2 separate regions of the Mus musculus genome follow, and region 2 is linked to region 1. A link is a loop called in an ENCODE intact Hi-C map of the cell type or tissue named here. Cell type or tissue: left cerebral cortex. All regions are shown on one strand. Each heading gives the region's core, and the rest is flanking DNA. Links, peaks and the distances in the headings are about the cores only.

Region 1 (8,335 bases), core at 114-8,113:
ACCAGGCTGAGCCGATTGGATGCTGAGGGTATCAGAGCTCTGTGAACTTGCTCTCCTTAACTGCACCTGCGGATGTGGCTGGGCTGGAGGAGGGAAAGTCTGGCGAGACTTTGATTTGCGGCTGGTTTTTCTTGACAAATAAACAAACTTGGGCCTAAAGAGCCTTGATCCCCATTCACAGTTGAAGTGTCTTTTAAATCCCTTCCACTCTCTGGGTCTCATTTACTTCCCTAAGGATGCAATCGACAAAGAAGGCCACATGCTGGACAATTTTCTCCCAACACAGAATTTAGTGCACTGTATGGCTTGGGAGATGTTCCCCCACAGCTCCCTTGAATGGCAGGGCCGACATATCTCTGTACCACAGCAAAAAGGAATCTTCCCCATGGACCTTACTTAACAGGCTCAAACAAAGTTTTGCTTCTTAAACACTGTTTACTCTGTAGATTGTTTTAATTTTAGAAAAAATAATAGGCAAATGACTGGGCATTCACACGTGATTCCTTCTTAGAGAATAATGACTCAGCTTCTACAGCATAATCCAAAGGTGAAACGAATCCCTAGGAAGATAGGCGGAAAGCCAGGAAGAAGGTCACAGTTGGTGGCACTATGGGGTCCTCTAGATCAACCACTACTTAAAGCCTGGGCTTAGTTTTAAGCTATTAGTCTCTATTACCATCTCTATTACCATCTCTAAGGCAGATCTGGGTTCAATCACTCATGGTCACGATATTCTAATGATAAGATCTCCTATTTGATTATAACACAAAGTTCTAGGTAACATTTTACTTTCCTTTTCAAGAGCCCTAAGTCTATATTTACAAAGCGAGGCATTACTTATGTTTGAAGTTGGGTTTAATGTATAGGAGATCCGCTGCAAGGTTTTGTTGTTTAGACAACTTCTTCACTAGTCTAACATGATTCATCTGATGTATATGTCTCTAGGCAAATGTCGGCCATGTGAAGTCGGAGCACACCCGTTCAAGATCTTGGGGTACCCAATGCCAGCTCTGTTCTCATTTCTGAGGGTCTGCTAGTACGAAATGTCTCAGGTAGATGCCTGAATCCCCTAAGAGTTAGACTGAAGCCTGCAGAGTCTTGGTGTCAAGTGCACAAGATCGAATGACTGCCCCGTTTCTGAGAGCTGCAGCAGGTGGCTGTGCTGATCATCAAATGCTGGGGTGGCGCATTGACCCCCATGGTGATTTAGGACTGTCCTTACTTTTTATTTATTTATTTATTTAGAGACAGCATTTCTCTGTGTAGCGCTGGGTGTCCTGGAACTTACTCTGTAGACCAGGTTGGCCTCGAACCCAGAAATCTGCCTGCCTCTGCCTCCCAAGTGCTAGGATTAAAGGTGTGGGCCACCACTACTCGGTCCCCCCCCCTTTTTAACATTTTTTTAAAAAGATTTATTTATTATCTTATGTCTATGAGTACACCTCTTCAGACATAACACAAGAGGACCCCATTACGGATGGTTGTGAGCCATCATGTAGTTGCTGGGAATTGAACTCAGGATCTCTGGAAGAGCAGTTGGTGCTCTTAACGGCTGAGCCACCTCTCCAGCACCTGTCTTTGCTTCTTCTGAACAGCTTCAGCTGATCTTTTATGGGCTTCGGCATCATCAGAGAGAGCAGGTGGAAGCGCGGGGATCAAATCAAAACAAGGTAAACAGATGTAAGAGGGGCCGGACTATCCCCAAACAAGACTCAGCAACAGCACTCATCACACAGGGAAAGCTTTTCGCTACTGTGGATCTCTTTTGATTTTTTTTCTTGTTTGTTTGTTTGTTTTGTGTTGAGTTGTTTTGTTTTGAGATAGGCTGTCATGTCACTCAAGCTGGCCTCAAACTCACTATGTGGCTGAGGATGACCTTGAATGCTGTTGCTTTACCGGAATCAACTGCTCAGACTCTACTCAGAGCAGGTGAGAAGGCTGCAGCAAGCTCGTGAGAACTCTGCGAAGCTCGTTTATTAAGTCTCAGGGAGAGCCCTTTATACACTCTACCCTTGTTCCATTGGTCTCAGGCTAGCGTGTCTTCTAAGTGGCAGTTCCTGATTGGTTGTCGTCGTCTGTGTCACTGATCTTTAGGCTCTCAGGCAGTCTTCTGTTTGGTCCTCATGTAGAAGTTGCCTCCACAGCTGTGCAGCCCCCCGACGTTTATGCAGAGGTGCTTCGTCAGTGAGGCCTGCCATTCTGTCTACAGAATGCTTGCTTTATTTTCCTGCCTCTATTCTTTCAATGATAGGATTGTAAGTGTGCACCACCATATCTAGTTTATGTTGGGGAACCGAACCCGGGTCTTCTTGTCTGGGAGGTGAGTAGTCCCTACCTGAGCCATCCAAGCCAGCCCATATTCTGAGATTCAGACAAAAACTGGTATTCTGTGATAAGCTGTGATAAATACTGTGACTGAAGACAACTTGAGGAGAAAGGGCTTTAACTAAGTTTATAGTCCAACATGGAGGGAAGTCAAGGCAGGAACTCAAGACAGTAGCTGGAAACAAGAACCAACACAGGAAAGAAAGTTGCCTTTTTGGCTTGCTCTAAGAGTTACATTCAGCTACTTTTCCTATACAGCTCAGGGACACCTGCTGAGGGATGACATCACTCATCATGGGCTTGGTCCTCCTATGCTAGTCAGCAATCAAGAAATTTCCCTATAGACAGGCCCACAGGCTCATCTGATGAAGACAATTCTGTAGCTGAGAAGTCCCCCCGCCCCCAACAAGGTGTGTCTAGTTGACACCCAAGATTAGCCATCACAACTAGAGTAAGTTAAAGTCAGAGAAAACCAATCCCCAATAGGTTGATAATATAGGTCCATCTCCAGAGGGACAGTAGTTTACCTCTGCACTTCATTTTCTTCTTTATCTTAATCTAAACATTGATTGATTGAGTGTGTGTGTGTGTGTGTGTGTGTGTGTGTGTGTGTGTGTGTGTGCTTGCAGTCCCCACGTGGCATACAGGTACCTGCAGTGGCCACATGAGGGTGTCTCATTCTTCTGGAACTGGAGTTAGGGAGGTTGTGATTCACTGGATGTCAGTGCTTAGGACAGGACACATTTCTCTGCAAGAGCAACCAGTGTTCTCGGGCACTGAGCCCCCCCCCCTCTCCAGCCCCTCTGCTTTCTGTATTGTACCTTCAATTCTTCAGAGCCAAAGGTCTCAGTATCCATGGCAGCAGTACCTGCCAGCTGCAGGGAGGTGCTTCAGAAGGCAACAGTTAAGGCACAAACAGCTGTGGTGCTCCCCACTCCTTTCCATATTGTGCTCCCAACTGTCACAGTAGAGAAACTCAGAGGTTTTTGCAAGGAAATACTTGTTGTTTGTTGTTTTCAAGACAGGATCTCTGTAAGTCTGACTGTCCTGGACCTTGCTATGTAGACCAGGCTGACCCTGAACTGACAGTGATCCTCCTGCCTCTGCCTTCTGAGCACAGAACTGGGATTAAAGGTGCACACCAATGCAGCTGGCTGAAAAACATTGTATTTTAGCACAACTTGGGAAGTTTGGGGGAAGACAGAACTGCAAAATATATAATTTGTTGTTTTCAACAAATGCTTAAAATGTCTCGGATACGTTGAAAGGACCCTGAAATAGCTGTCTCTTGTGAGGCTATGCCAGTGCCTGGCAAATACAGAAGTGGATGCTCACAGTCATCTAGAGGATGGATCACAGGGCCCCCAATGGAGGAGCTAGAGAAAGTACCCAAGGAGTTGAAGAGGTCTGCAGCCCTATAGGTGGAACAACAATATGAACTAAGCAGTACCCCCAGAGCTTGTGTCTCTAGCTGCATATGTAGCAGAAGATGGCCAAGTTGGCCATCATTGGGAGGAGAGGCCCCTTGGTCTTGCAAACTTTATATGCCCCAGTACAGGGGAATGCCAGGGCCAAGAAGTGGGAGTGGGTGGGTAGGGGAGCAGGGCAGGGGGAGGATATAGGGGATTTTTGGGATAGCATTTGAAATGTAAATGAAGAAAATATCTAATAAAAAATTGAAAAAATGTCTCTGATACAAAGGAGATTAAACGCACATGTGAAAAAGAAGCATAACAGGTAATTGACTGTAAGGCTGCAAAAGGAGCTAGAAGGTTCCTAAGACCAGCCAAGGCAGTCTGGGACTGCAGTACTCCAGTCGTTCCACAGGGAGGCGCTCCAAGCCCATCACCGAAAATCCCACGCTGCTGCTTCAGCGGCTGCTTACTCTGGGGAGAGTTATGTTTCTCTACTCCTAGCAGGGATTTTGAAGAGCAATTAAAAGCACATTAGCAGGGCACTGTGCGAACCAGGCAAAACCATTTTAGTATCAGTGCCTACGGTGCTAGCAGCCTCTTCTCAATTACTGCACGTTTACAAGTGTAATAGAAACCGTGTTACATTTGAAAACAAGTTTCACCTACAATGTTTGTGTCTCCTCTATACAAAAGACAGATTCGTTTTGGAGACAATAATTTTCCTTTAAAGTTACAATATGCTTTATCGGAAGATTATAGTCAGCACACCTTAAAATTTCGCATCCTCACCTGAGTGGGTAGTATAGAATTGAAATTACATCTTGTGCAAACAGTGTTGTAGGTAATATGTCTCAGCATGTTTCAGAATCGTCATCCATGTTTTAGGATGGAAATCTCACAACACACACACACACAGTTTGCATGGCCCAAGTCAGCGGCCGAGTAAGCTGGGAGTCTGTGTCAGGTGTGATGGGTTCAAATATGTCAGTGGCCTCTAACCTCGATCTCTAGTTCAGGACAGAAGGTCTTGGAAGACTCAAATGCACAACTTGGCCAATAGACTGGAGGGCAGAGAGGACAGAACCTAATAGGGGCAAGGAGCCCACAGAGTGGAGTGCTCCCACAAGGGAAGGGCTAATTGTCCAGGCAGGCCTCAACTGTAGCCCACCAGTCTCAGCCTCTCTGCTGCTGAGATCACAGGGCATGTATGGCCATTCTGGGTCAAAAGGGCATAGCTGTACCATTTCATTAATGTAGAATATTATATCATTTTGCCAACCTGAGACACACACACACACACACACACAAAGAGGGGAAGACACACACACACACAAACACACACACACACACAAACACACACAGAGAGAGAGAGAGAGAGAGAGAGAGAGAGAGAGAGGAGAGAGGAGAGAGAGAGAGAGGGAGGAGAGAGGAGAGAGAGAGAGAGAGGGAGAATAGTTAAGCAGGGCATGGTGTTCCACACCTTTATCCCAGCATTCCAGAGGCAGAGGCAGGAGAAGTTCTTGCCAGCCTTATCTGCATACTGAGTTCAGGATAACTGGAGCAAATAGTGAGACCCTATCTCAAAAATCAAAGCCAAGGAGTGTTCATGGGCTGGTTTGTGGCCCGGGCACATGTGTCACAGAGGACTGTCCTGTATGGCCTCAATGGATGCGCTTAATCCCGTGCAAACTTGATGCCCCAGGGAAGAGGGATGCTGGCGGGAGTGAGGCAGGGGTGGGTAGGTGGGTGGGTGGGTGGGAGAGTACCCTCTCAGAGGCAGGGTGGCGTAGGGTTAAGAACTCAGGAGGAGGGACCAGGAAAGGGGGCACCTTTTGCAATGTTATAAAATAATTTAATAAATTAATATTTAAAAGGTGATTTGCAATTTTAAAAACAAATCCAAACCAAAAGAAAGGTGCATATGTGAATGGGTTATTTGGCAGTTAAGCTACAAGACAACTGCTTTTACTCTAGAAAGTTTAGAACTCACACCCACCCACACAACAGTGTCATAGTATTGCTGCCGCCATGTTTACATTGTATTTTCTCCACCAAGACTTTGCTGTGAGAATTGTTTAATGACTTTGAACAGTTCTAGAAAAAAAATTCAGTGTCTGCCTCAATTTATTTAACATGTGGCCAACTGTGGAACAGGAGGGTGGCTTCTGATTTCCATAGTAATAGCATATGGACTTGCTTGTGTGGGCATCTGCCTGCCTGTGTCTGAGGCATCTCTTCCACCATGTACATCTTGAGGTCTCTGTAGCTTAGGCTTGCTAGTTTGGTGTTGTATCATGGAGCATGTCTCTGAGCACTCACCAGGAGCTCATGCAATAGTGATTGAATTAATTCAACAAAAGTGACAGGAAGGCATTTCCACTTTCTGTTTTGTGAATTGCCTCTTCATGTTATCTGTTCAGTATCATTGTGACAGTTGTCTCGTATGGGTTTGTAATTTGTTTTTTGTAAGTACTTAATCTTCTGCTTGGTACATATGGCAAACCATCTCCTCTCCAAAATACAAATATATGACTAAGGCTGTATTTTTATGATAATCTTTACCCCACTAACTAATTAGGACCAGTACTATAAATGCATTAAAAAATGCAGTCTGCTTCTCCTACCTACCAGACTTTCCCCTGGATTTAGAATTCTTTCGAGGAAGCCAGGTGTGCTGGCGCACGCCTTTAATCCCAGCACTCGGGAGGCAGAGGCAGGCGGATTTCTGAGTTTGAGGCCAGCCTGGTCTACAGAGTGAGTTCCAGGACAGCCAGGGCTATACAGAGAAACCCTGTCTCGAAAAACCAAAAAAAAAAAAATGTTTCGGGGGACATGGGATGGAAAGGCAGCTCACTGTGACAAGTTCTAAGTTGTCATGTGAGGAAACTGTCTGTCCCTTATCTCTTCAGACAACTTCATCTTTACTTTGTTACAATTCTGTTTGGGTCCAGGAATTACCACACAAACCACATGAACACCAATCTCAGTCAGACAGGGATAGTTTATCAAGCATATTCCCCAGCACTGGTCTTCCAGGGCTCTGGTCCACATTTAGGAACTGAACCATGCCCCCACGCCCAGTTAAGATCCTACAGGGTTTTTAAGCCCCCCAGTCCACAAACATCTGTGCCAAGTTATTCCACCAATCAGGATTTAGGGATGGGTGATTTCCTTAGAAACATATCTTTGTTTTACACTTATCCTGCTCCCATTGGTTGGGGTATTCATCTGTGGCAGGGACTTGCCTTGTCTAATTAATATCCATGTTGTAACTTGCCTACCAGGATGGGACTTGTCTAAAATTCATGTCTTAACTTGCCAACCCGGATGTCAGTTGCCCATGTACACATCTCTTTCTGCCAAGTTAGGATGCCAGTTCTCAGGGAGGCCTCGGGAACTTAAACTTTACTCAAACCCCTACTCAAAATGGAAGTCTTATTCCAAATAGCTTCTTATGTTGGGTTCCATTCCAGAGGCAGTTAGTTTATAAAGGCAAATACCATAAAAGCTTATACACAGGTACAGGAAGTGCTGCTGGGTGGCTGGTTCAGGTCCAAGCTTATTGTGGGTAACTATATAAAGCAATTCTACTGACTTCCATCGTGATTGGTTTCCAAGGGCACAGAACGTAACAGAGTATGTAATCAATCTTGGCATTAGAAAGTTTCCTAGTAACAGCAGAAACATATGAAAAATTTTCCTTATAATGGCAGGCTAGCCAGGTAATTTACCTAGGCCTTCACATTCCATCTAGACCTTAATATTTTACCCAGGTCCTAACAACTTCGACATGAGGAGAGAAAGCATCTTCACTTCTAAACGGTTTCTGTGCCTACTCCATCCTCACAAAACCATCAAGCTTCTGTGTCCTTCCTGATGAAAATGACAGTGTTGGGGCCTTGGGATGGAAATAGGTGCAATTTTGGATGTCACCTTGACTTACGGTGGGAATAAAGCCACCATATATTGAAAATATTGTGACTGGAGAATGAATGTACTGTACTGTCTGAGCTGAACACGCATCAGTGTGCTCAGAAACCCTACATTGTCTGCTGGTTGGAAACACTGAATGCATAGCCCGCATGATGAGGATCTGAGCATCTTTTGTGCGTGTTGAGTACTGCACTGAGCATGGAAAGCAGGGTGCTTATGTGGGTGTGGTTTCACACCAATGACAAGTCAGAAGACCCTAACTCAAATCACTGTGAATCAAGGATTTTCTACCTCCTTCTGAGACTGTCCACTGGGATAGATTCCCAGAGTTGGTGAAATCCCAGAATCTAGGTGACAGAAATTGTTTTTCACAGTTTTCAAGGCTGGAAATCCTAGGTCAAGGTGTTTGGTTTCTTTCGTGGCTTCTGTTTTTGGCTTGGAGGTGGCTCCTTAGAAGATCTTTGCTCTAGCTCCTCCATTGGGAGTCTTGTGTTCCAAGGAGCCGAAGGGGTCTGCAACCCTATAGGTGGAACAACAATATGAACTAATCAGTACCCCCAGAGCTCATGTCTCTAGCTGCATATGTAGCAGAAGATGGTCTAGTCAGCCATCATTGGGAAGAGAGGCCCCTTGGTCTAGCAAGTTTTATATGCCCCAGTACA
Region 2 (8,335 bases), core at 67-8,066, 470 kb after region 1:
GCTTGGAGATCCTGCTTTGACCTTTTTGCAGTGATGGAGTTGTAAACTAAAATAAGCTTCTCCTCCCCTCTCCCTCCCTTCTTCTCCCTCCTCACTTTCTCATACACAAAACCATAAACCAAACCAAACCAACTAAAATAATATCCAATATTCAGGTAGGCATATAGTAGGCACCATAAAGACCCAGCTGACAATAGTCAAGCTGCTGTCTTCATGGTTTATCTTCGGTTCCTTTCTTCCTACTTCCAAGAATATGCTGCTGGTGTTCTCACTATATTCTTGCTGTTCTCTGGCTATTATTCTATGACAGACCATTGCACACTGTCTCCGATCCTATTAGCTCTCGGGTCAAGAGATTCAGGATTTATCATACCAAGAGGCACGTGCACCCTACTAATAGAAACTGCGGAAGTCACTTTGAGAATTCCTATGTCACCCTATATACTGGATCATTAACACTGGGGGGTGGGGGACCAAGGCTTTCCCCTTGCACCTCTTGGTGAGATAAGAAACATAGTGTTTAGAACAGTCCTGCTGACCGCGTCTAGCCAGGTTGGGAGTTGATCTGGAGTCCTGTTGAGTGGAGTCTTGGTGAGCTGCAGCTGGGAGCAGAAGATAAAGAAGGAAGAAACCAAACTGGCCCAGCTGCTTCTCCCTAAGATATGCAGCAACACTGTAACAGATAAAACCAGTGAAGAGGGACGGGACCAATGAGCGCGTGCCTGTGCGTGCGTGTGTGATTAATTTCTTTACCATCAGAGTTAGCATCCTACTTTCTTTTGGCCCTGAAGCAGTTAAAATGAACATGGCATCGGAGAGAGAGCTGCAAACACCGGTTCTCATGAAAGAATTGTGAAGTGGCTCTGACATCGCTAGCAGTTACCTGACACACATCTTTCCCACAGTGTTTTAACAAGCGAGACTATTTTTAGGGAAATTCTTTGCCTTGAACTAAATTTATGGCCTTAAAGTCTTTTCTTCTACTTTTCGTGTGTGCATGCTCCGACGGTCCAATTTATAACTGGCACCTCTACTACCCACCGGCGTATCGGTTTCATCTCCCAGAGGAAAAGAAAACCAGACCCTGTGACTAGTGAACTGCATTGAAAATCTAGTCTAATGCTGACAGATAAATGCACTAATTTTCTTCTGCAACCGGTTCTGCATTGCAGGGTGAACCTGCTTCTAACAACTCCCTCAAAAGGCTCTGTAACCCGTCCAAAGGATGATGTCAACTGGTACAAGGACCCAGGTCAGCCTGCATCATAGGTAACAGTTACCTCAGTGATAAAGTTACCAGGCAGGTTTTGAATGAGATTGTGTTTTTAAATGAAAGGCTGGCTGGAAACGTAGACTTGGACCAAGCATTAATAGGGGAAAATTTGAGACAAACAGAGGTTGGCATTTGGTTTCTTTGTGGTGTTCAACAAAGGTCAGGGAAGGTTCTAGTACAGAAAGGACCCAAGTTTCCATCGAAGAGTCGTAGTGTTCCACTAATACGCCAGCATGTAGTTTAGACAAAGCGAACTCTAGGCTTAGGCAGGAGCAATTTCATGGCATGGAGGCCCTAGTCACTCCACTGGAACTGGTCCCTTAATTTGGGCAACTCCCTGGGCAGTTGAAGCCATGTGTAATTTCATTCTGAGGAAGAGGTAAATCCCCTTCCGTCCCCACCCCCCCATGCCAACTGTTTGCATCAAGTGGGGGGCGGCCGATGCTTAAAGAGCAGACAGGGAACCGGGAGAGCCTCTGAAATGAATTTTATGTCCCCCCACCTTTGTCCGCAGAGCTGTGGCTGTGGAGGCAGCTCATGAATCCACCAGAGCCCAAATGGCAACCTCGTTCCCATTATCCATCTGCTCCGCTTCCTCACAAAGGTTTAAGTACAAGATTGATTACGCATGTCGGACCATGTGAAGTACCTCAGAGTGAGGACAGGAGGGACCGTCTCTCACTCTGAACAAAAGAAAGAAGTTGGACACTCACAAGATGAATGGGGGAAACGCAGGCACCAAGTATGCAGGAGGTACCTGTGGTGTTTTGTTTGGGGGGTTTTATTTTTCTTGTTTTAATATAAAAGTGTGAAAATCTCCAGATTTGAAATACTTACGTTTAAAGTACCTACATGAGTTGATTTTTAGAATAAGTTTGTTAAGTACACTTCAAAATGAGGATAACTAATATTTAGCTATGTCCTACAAAAAGCCGGCTTTATGCAGAAAAAGTGAAAGAATTTTAACGGCAGGCATCTAAGATGACATTATCCGCTACTAAAAGACAAGACCAGATCATTTGTCCAAATGAAGGGTTTATCGCTGGTGGAAAAACGAACATAATTTCTTCAACATTAAAAGGACAATAGAGGCTTGGGCCTGGTTAGGGTAACTGGTACCAAAAATGGGCGACACACTATCTGCAAGGGGGGACAGCCTGAGGGGGAGTTCAAGTGGGTGACACACTATCTGCAAAGGGGACAGCCTGAGGGTTAGTTCTGGGCTGAGCTGTGTGGAGCTTTGTGCAAGGAGAGCTGCTTCCTCTCTTCATGTACCCATCCCAGGAGCTACATGTTCCACTGTGGCCCTTTGCAATGGGAAAAGAAAAGCTGCTACTGGTCAATACTCCTTTACCCCGAGCACTGAAGAAGGGCCTCCTTTCCTTCTTCATCTTGAAACAGCACTTGCTTTTACACACACACACACACACACACACACACACACACACCGGGCCCCCACAAACAGGAAATTAGAAAAATCCCTTCACAGAGGTTGCAGAGATGCAACAGGCCATCCTAAGGAGGTTTTCCCAGGCTTCTCTGGAACTGTGAAGGGGAACAGGTGCCCCTTGACCCCACCCCACCCCATGATTCAGATGACAACCCCTATCTCTGAGAGGTTGAAGCCATGGCATGCCCTGGCTCACACCAGGCCGAGAGCTGCAGAGGGCCCAGTATGTAATTTCTGCAGCATGCGTGAGATTTTACACCACAGACACTCTGCAGAGGTTCGTGGGGTGTCACGAGGACTGTTCTGTGACAGTTCTTGCTTTTGCCCTTACTGTCGCTTTACCTCACATTTCTTTGCTGTTTGTGTTGTTGAGAGGGAGGTAATCACGTTTTTAGATGGGTTTCATTCATACGACCATAGTCTTAGGGTGACCTCAGAGATGGAGCCGGAAATGGCAGCTGTGGATGATGTGGAAAAGTGGCAAACAAACAGACACACTTTGGTATAGACAACAAATATTCATTTCTGTTACCTAAAGAGATCGTTTTACTTAATGATTTTTAAATTTTTTTAACGTTTCATTCTAAACTTAATCAAATTGTTAATTTTTCACACAAAATAAAACAAAACAACAACAACAACAACAAAAACCAACAAAAAAGCAACAAACAAAAAACCCATAGACGTTAGGAAGAAATCTGGATGTCACGCATCCTGAATCTTCAGTGATTTTAAAGTTTCACCAGGGGGCGCTCCCACTTCACAGCCCAGAGGCAGGAAGGACAAAGGACCACAACTGTCTCATGCTTAACTTGCGGGCATACACTGTCTTGTTTGCATTTTCAACTCTTTCTCTTCTTCTCTCTCTCTCTCACACACATTGTATAAAAAAGCCCCAGTGAGCTTACGCATGCCTCCCTTAAACACTGGAGCACAAACTAACACCACCACAAAATTAGCAAACACAGACAATTGTGAATTACATTGCTCCTGGCACAGGCCACGGAGTTATGTGAAATCTGCATTGAATTTTTGGTTGTCAACATCAGTATAAGAGTACATTAACATAGGATATCAAAAAATATGTCTCTGCTGGGCCACCCTGGGGCGAAACCTGTGGTTGCTCTGCATTGGTCTCTGGGTGGTACCAGCTTCTTCACCCTCTGTGGTAAATCTTTTGGTCAGCCCAAGTCGCAAGAAAATGCAGAGTCAGGAAACAGACTAATTAAAGAAAATTCCCCAAGGACAACCCAATGACAGAGCCTGAGAAGGAATTAGTCCCGAAGCCTGCTTTTCAATTCGTGTATAAGTTTCATACATTAAGAAGCCTGACGATCGTTTTGAACACACGATTTAGGCAAACAATAAATAGAACATTTCTTGTGGGAAGGAAATAAGGTATTTCAAAGTCAGAAGGGAGAGAGCACAGTTTGCCAAGTGTAGAACCCCACAGAGTCCTCTGGCCTGGAGTTTCAAACTGATCCAAACCCTTTGGGGGTTTGAATTTCTTTGCTGTTGGCAAAACACAATTCCTGCTTCAAAGAGAACCGGCATTATGAAGGCCTGTTACAGAAGCCTCAGAAGACTTCTGGGGCACCAAATCACTCTTACAAAACACCATTTTGATGAGTTTAGTACAGATTAATGAAAAACATATGGATTAAATTTTTCTTTAAAATTACATTGGTTCATCACATGAGCAGAAGGGGCTGTAAAAAGGCATCCCAGCCTTACAGAGCTCTGGACACTTTAGCCGTGGTTTCGGGCGCTTCTCAGGCAGATACGGCTCCCCGGCATTGTGGTCCATAGAGGACGTGGAATCCGTCCCTCTGCCTTGGGCTTGGCAAACACCAGTGGGTAGTCTGAGCAGAACTTCAGGTTTCTTCCGCAAGGGTGAAAAACCAACTCGTGTGGCCTGGCAGTTTGTATTGTCTGATCGAGAGGCAATGCCTCTCAAGTAGTTGAGAACTTCTCCAAAAACGCATGACAACAGCTAATTATTCATTCTTTTCTGAGGGCCCCAGAAGGACAATATATCTGTTACCAAGCCTGGAGTGGCCATGGAAGCAGGGAACACCTCCTACTACAGCAGTTATCGAAGCACCCTCCCTACCAATCACCAAACCCAAAAACTAAACTGAGCCTTAAACAGATGGTGACTGACCAACCAGCAACCAGAGAGAGTCCAGACAGTGACAGAAACCAACTGGACCAGGCAGCTCTGCTGTCTGTGCCTTTTCCTAATGTAAGGAATGATTCAGAAACCAAGCAAACTAAACAAAAGGCCAAAGTTGGAATGTAAAGTGGCTCTCACAAGGCATGAAATGAGATGAGCCACCACCACCACCACCACCACCACCACCCCCCCCCACCCTTGCAGGAAGTACCTCTACTTTTGGAACAGTGTGAGTATTAGGTAGGCAGGTAGGAATTTTTAATTCTTAAAAGTGTTAAACAATCATTTGCAGTATAACTGGCAAATTTAGGAAGTGTTCCCTTTAGAAAAATTTCTAATCAATTCTGTCATTTCATACAACTAAGTGAGAGTGTTTTCCTCGGGAGTGTGGTCTGTAGCCAAAGCTGCCCTGCAGTGGACAGGTCCCGCTTGCTCTCAACCATGTGTTGGATTTAACTCTGCACAAGCAGAGGAGGCTGCTCCTTAAGGCAGGGCAGGGCGTGTCCCTGACGTGCACGATTTTCATTCCAGCCAGTGAGGTCCCAGGACTTCACCCCACACTGTCCCTGTCAAATCTCCCATGTTTCTATTCCTGCCAATAGTTATCTCAACTCGGGCTGGACTTCAGGACAGGCCACATCACATCGTATTTGCGAGGTGAAGGATAAGGGGATAAATGCCATGTAAGGGACTTGTTAGTTTGAAAGCTTAAGTGATGGTTCTTGATAGGAAATACTTTCTCTGGAAAGAAGCACAGCTAACTATCTCACCAGGGAATGGGCCCCTACGTGAGGAAAAGAAGGCATACGAAAAGCTTTGACATCTATTTCTTTTCTCCTTTATTGTCCAGTGATGCTAGACCTGGCATCAGGGCTGACATTACTTAAGTAGGAGAGATGACCGCACTGCTACAAGGCTTTGCTCTGTCTGCCCTAGGTAAGAGAGACACGCTTCATGTACCATGTGTTGTAGACATTGTCTCTATGTTTCTAGAAATACTGCATAGCTCCTTGAAAGAGTCCCCAAAAGACAGAAGTAGGGGACACACTCCACCTGCCTCCTGTTGCTCTACAGACACTGAGGAAAAAAAATACAAACAGGACGTTACTGAAGAGCCAGTCTTACCAACGTATCCGAAATTCCAAGTCAGATAATCACAAGGGGAGAGTCCGGCGACACACAACAGCATGCGTTGGCTATCTACCGAAGCCTTTGAAATGAACTAAACGCTGCCGTTAACTTTTGTCAGAGAGGAAAATCAAAACAAAACAGAAAATCAAATGGGAAACACTGTTATTAGCATTAGATTCTTGCATACTTTTTTTTTCAGACTGAAGCGCCTCAAAGGGAACGGGCCCACTCCTGGCCAGCAAAGAGGGCTCTTCTCTCTGTAGCATTCACATGCGGAGGACGGTGATTTTCTAACCGTCACCGTTGTCTAAACCACAGTCACCCGACGCATCTGAATGACACACACACGAGTAAGGAACATTTTGATGTGTTGAGGAAAGTTGTTTTGACAAATGTCAGAACCCAGGTCTTGCTGGCTGAGGCCTGTTGTTAAATTTCCCAGGCTGCCTGAGTGGTCGGGGAAATTGGACATATCCAACACAATTCCATTTCCATTTCTCTGCAACGTTACAAGCTTCCTTGGCAGCAAAATCACATATTCTTATCACAAAAATAAATGAGAGAAAAGAAGACATACATTTCTGTCAAAGTTATGTCAAGACATATTTGGTATGTGTTTCACGCCACAGCCAGTGACAGCAAAGATGTCATGCGCTCCCAACACTCAGCAAAGAAGGATTTTGCCTTCTCCCGCCAGGCATCAATTTCACTTTATTCACTTCTAAGTGCCAATGACAGGAAGGTGTCTTTTTAAAACAAAGCTTTAAAGGGGGAGGGGGGAGAGTGGCTCTCTGAATGGACATATTGTGTGAATCTAGCCTGACAACATCATAACAAGCGTGATAATAGCCGCCCATCACCATCCAGCGCAGGAGTCTTGTTCTGACTCACTCCTTCCCATCAGTGGGATGGGGATAGAGCGCAGAGCGAGGCCCATGTTCCCTTAATGGTACTAGTGGAATATGGAAGTTATAAGTAAATAAATAAATCAAATAAATAAAGAAAGCACAAGGAGGGGAGGAGGGAGAAGGAAAGGAGAAAGGAAAAAAGGAAGAGAGGTAGGTAAGGAAGAAGGGACAGAGGAAAGAGAGGAGGAAGGGGGTTTGGAAGAGGGAGGAAACAAATGCATAGGTAGGAAAAAGAAAAGATGGAAGGAAGAAGGGGAAAGGAAAGAAGAGAGGAACAGGCATAGAAGGGACAGATTGAAAGAAACAAAGAAAGGGAAACAAGTTAACCGGTTTACTCAGAAAGAAAAGCAGACCCTTAACACTAAATAAAATAACAGCCTTTATCTGTGAGGCTCTAGAGAGAGCTAACACAGAGGCAGCCTCAGAGGGTCCTACTGAGTGGCTGAGTTTCGCCTTCTGTGTCATTATCCTCTGCCCAGTGTGGGTATGTTGGCAGATCCTGGACAGTTCAGCTCAGAAGCAGCTTCTCCATCAACAAAGGGGCAGAGCCACACTCATCCAACCAGTGATGTCTCTGGGCCACCCTCACCCCTGCCCTGGGAGGAGCCTTCCCCAGGAATTTTTGTTGATTCTTGTATCCATAACACTTAGAAGTCCGTAGCATTTAGGAGCTGGTAATTAATTCAGAGACTAGTTAAACAACCTCATTTATAGCTGAGATTGGAAATTTCTCGAGATTGAGAAAACAAATTTGTAAACAAGCTGGACTTAGAGGTTATTTATACGACATAACTGTGGGGGAGTTCTACGTGCTGAAGAAACACAACCCGATGGAAGTTACAGGTGTACACTGCTGTTTGTCAGACTTCTGAAGTGTCCAAAAAAGTTCTGGGAATTCCTTAGTCATCACATACATCACTAATCATGGGGAGACAAATAGGCAACATCTTTTGTCCACTAGAGTAGCAGACAGATACATAGTAGCCACTGAGTAAATATTTATTAAAATTCCTAGGAGAGATATTTGTTTTGAAACTCTCCATCAAAAAAAAAAAACCATAGAAACAAAAAACAAACAAAATCTACCAATAAACAAAAACTGAAACTCCAGACACTTCCTGAGGTCCTAGTCTACAGGTCTGGGTGAGTTTAAGTTTAGTAGATATCAGCTTAGTCTATTCTAGCTGCTTCTGCAGAGAGCAATGATCTCTGAAGGTATAGACGCCATAGGGTCAGGTCACGTCCTTCACACTTAGAAAGGAATCCTAACAAGAAGTCACTAGTCACTGTAAGAGTTAAATGGGAATGTAAGTGTGGAAATACCTACACAAGCCACAAATGTTCTGTGAGTGTCTGAAGAGCAGGACACTGGATTTGCTGATCCTCTCAAGGGTTAA

The links. Hi-C counts contacts between places; a loop is a spot of excess contacts. Peaks named below come from ENCODE experiments on the same cell type or tissue, not always from the same donor. Only the 100,000 strongest peaks of a DNase experiment are listed, where the experiment ranks them.
Region 2: a loop joins it to region 1, with 2.7 times the contacts of the local background. A loop is called at or near these places in 6 of 42 quality-filtered maps.

Annotation. Positions count from the first base shown.
Region 1 is chr3:35,570,473-35,578,807 of GRCm38, reverse strand. No RefSeq gene overlaps it. Among named protein-coding and RNA genes, the nearest start is that of Gm6639, 92 kb to the left of the region's middle. In left cerebral cortex, for the core only: a CTCF peak has its summit at 4,139; a DNase peak (open chromatin) is centred at 4,165.
Region 2 is chr3:35,098,571-35,106,905 of GRCm38, reverse strand. No RefSeq gene overlaps it. Among named protein-coding and RNA genes, the nearest start is that of Gm35255, 150 kb to the right of the region's middle. In left cerebral cortex, for the core only: a CTCF peak has its summit at 3,470 (motif pointing right); a DNase peak (open chromatin) is centred at 3,484; H3K27ac peaks cover 751 bases.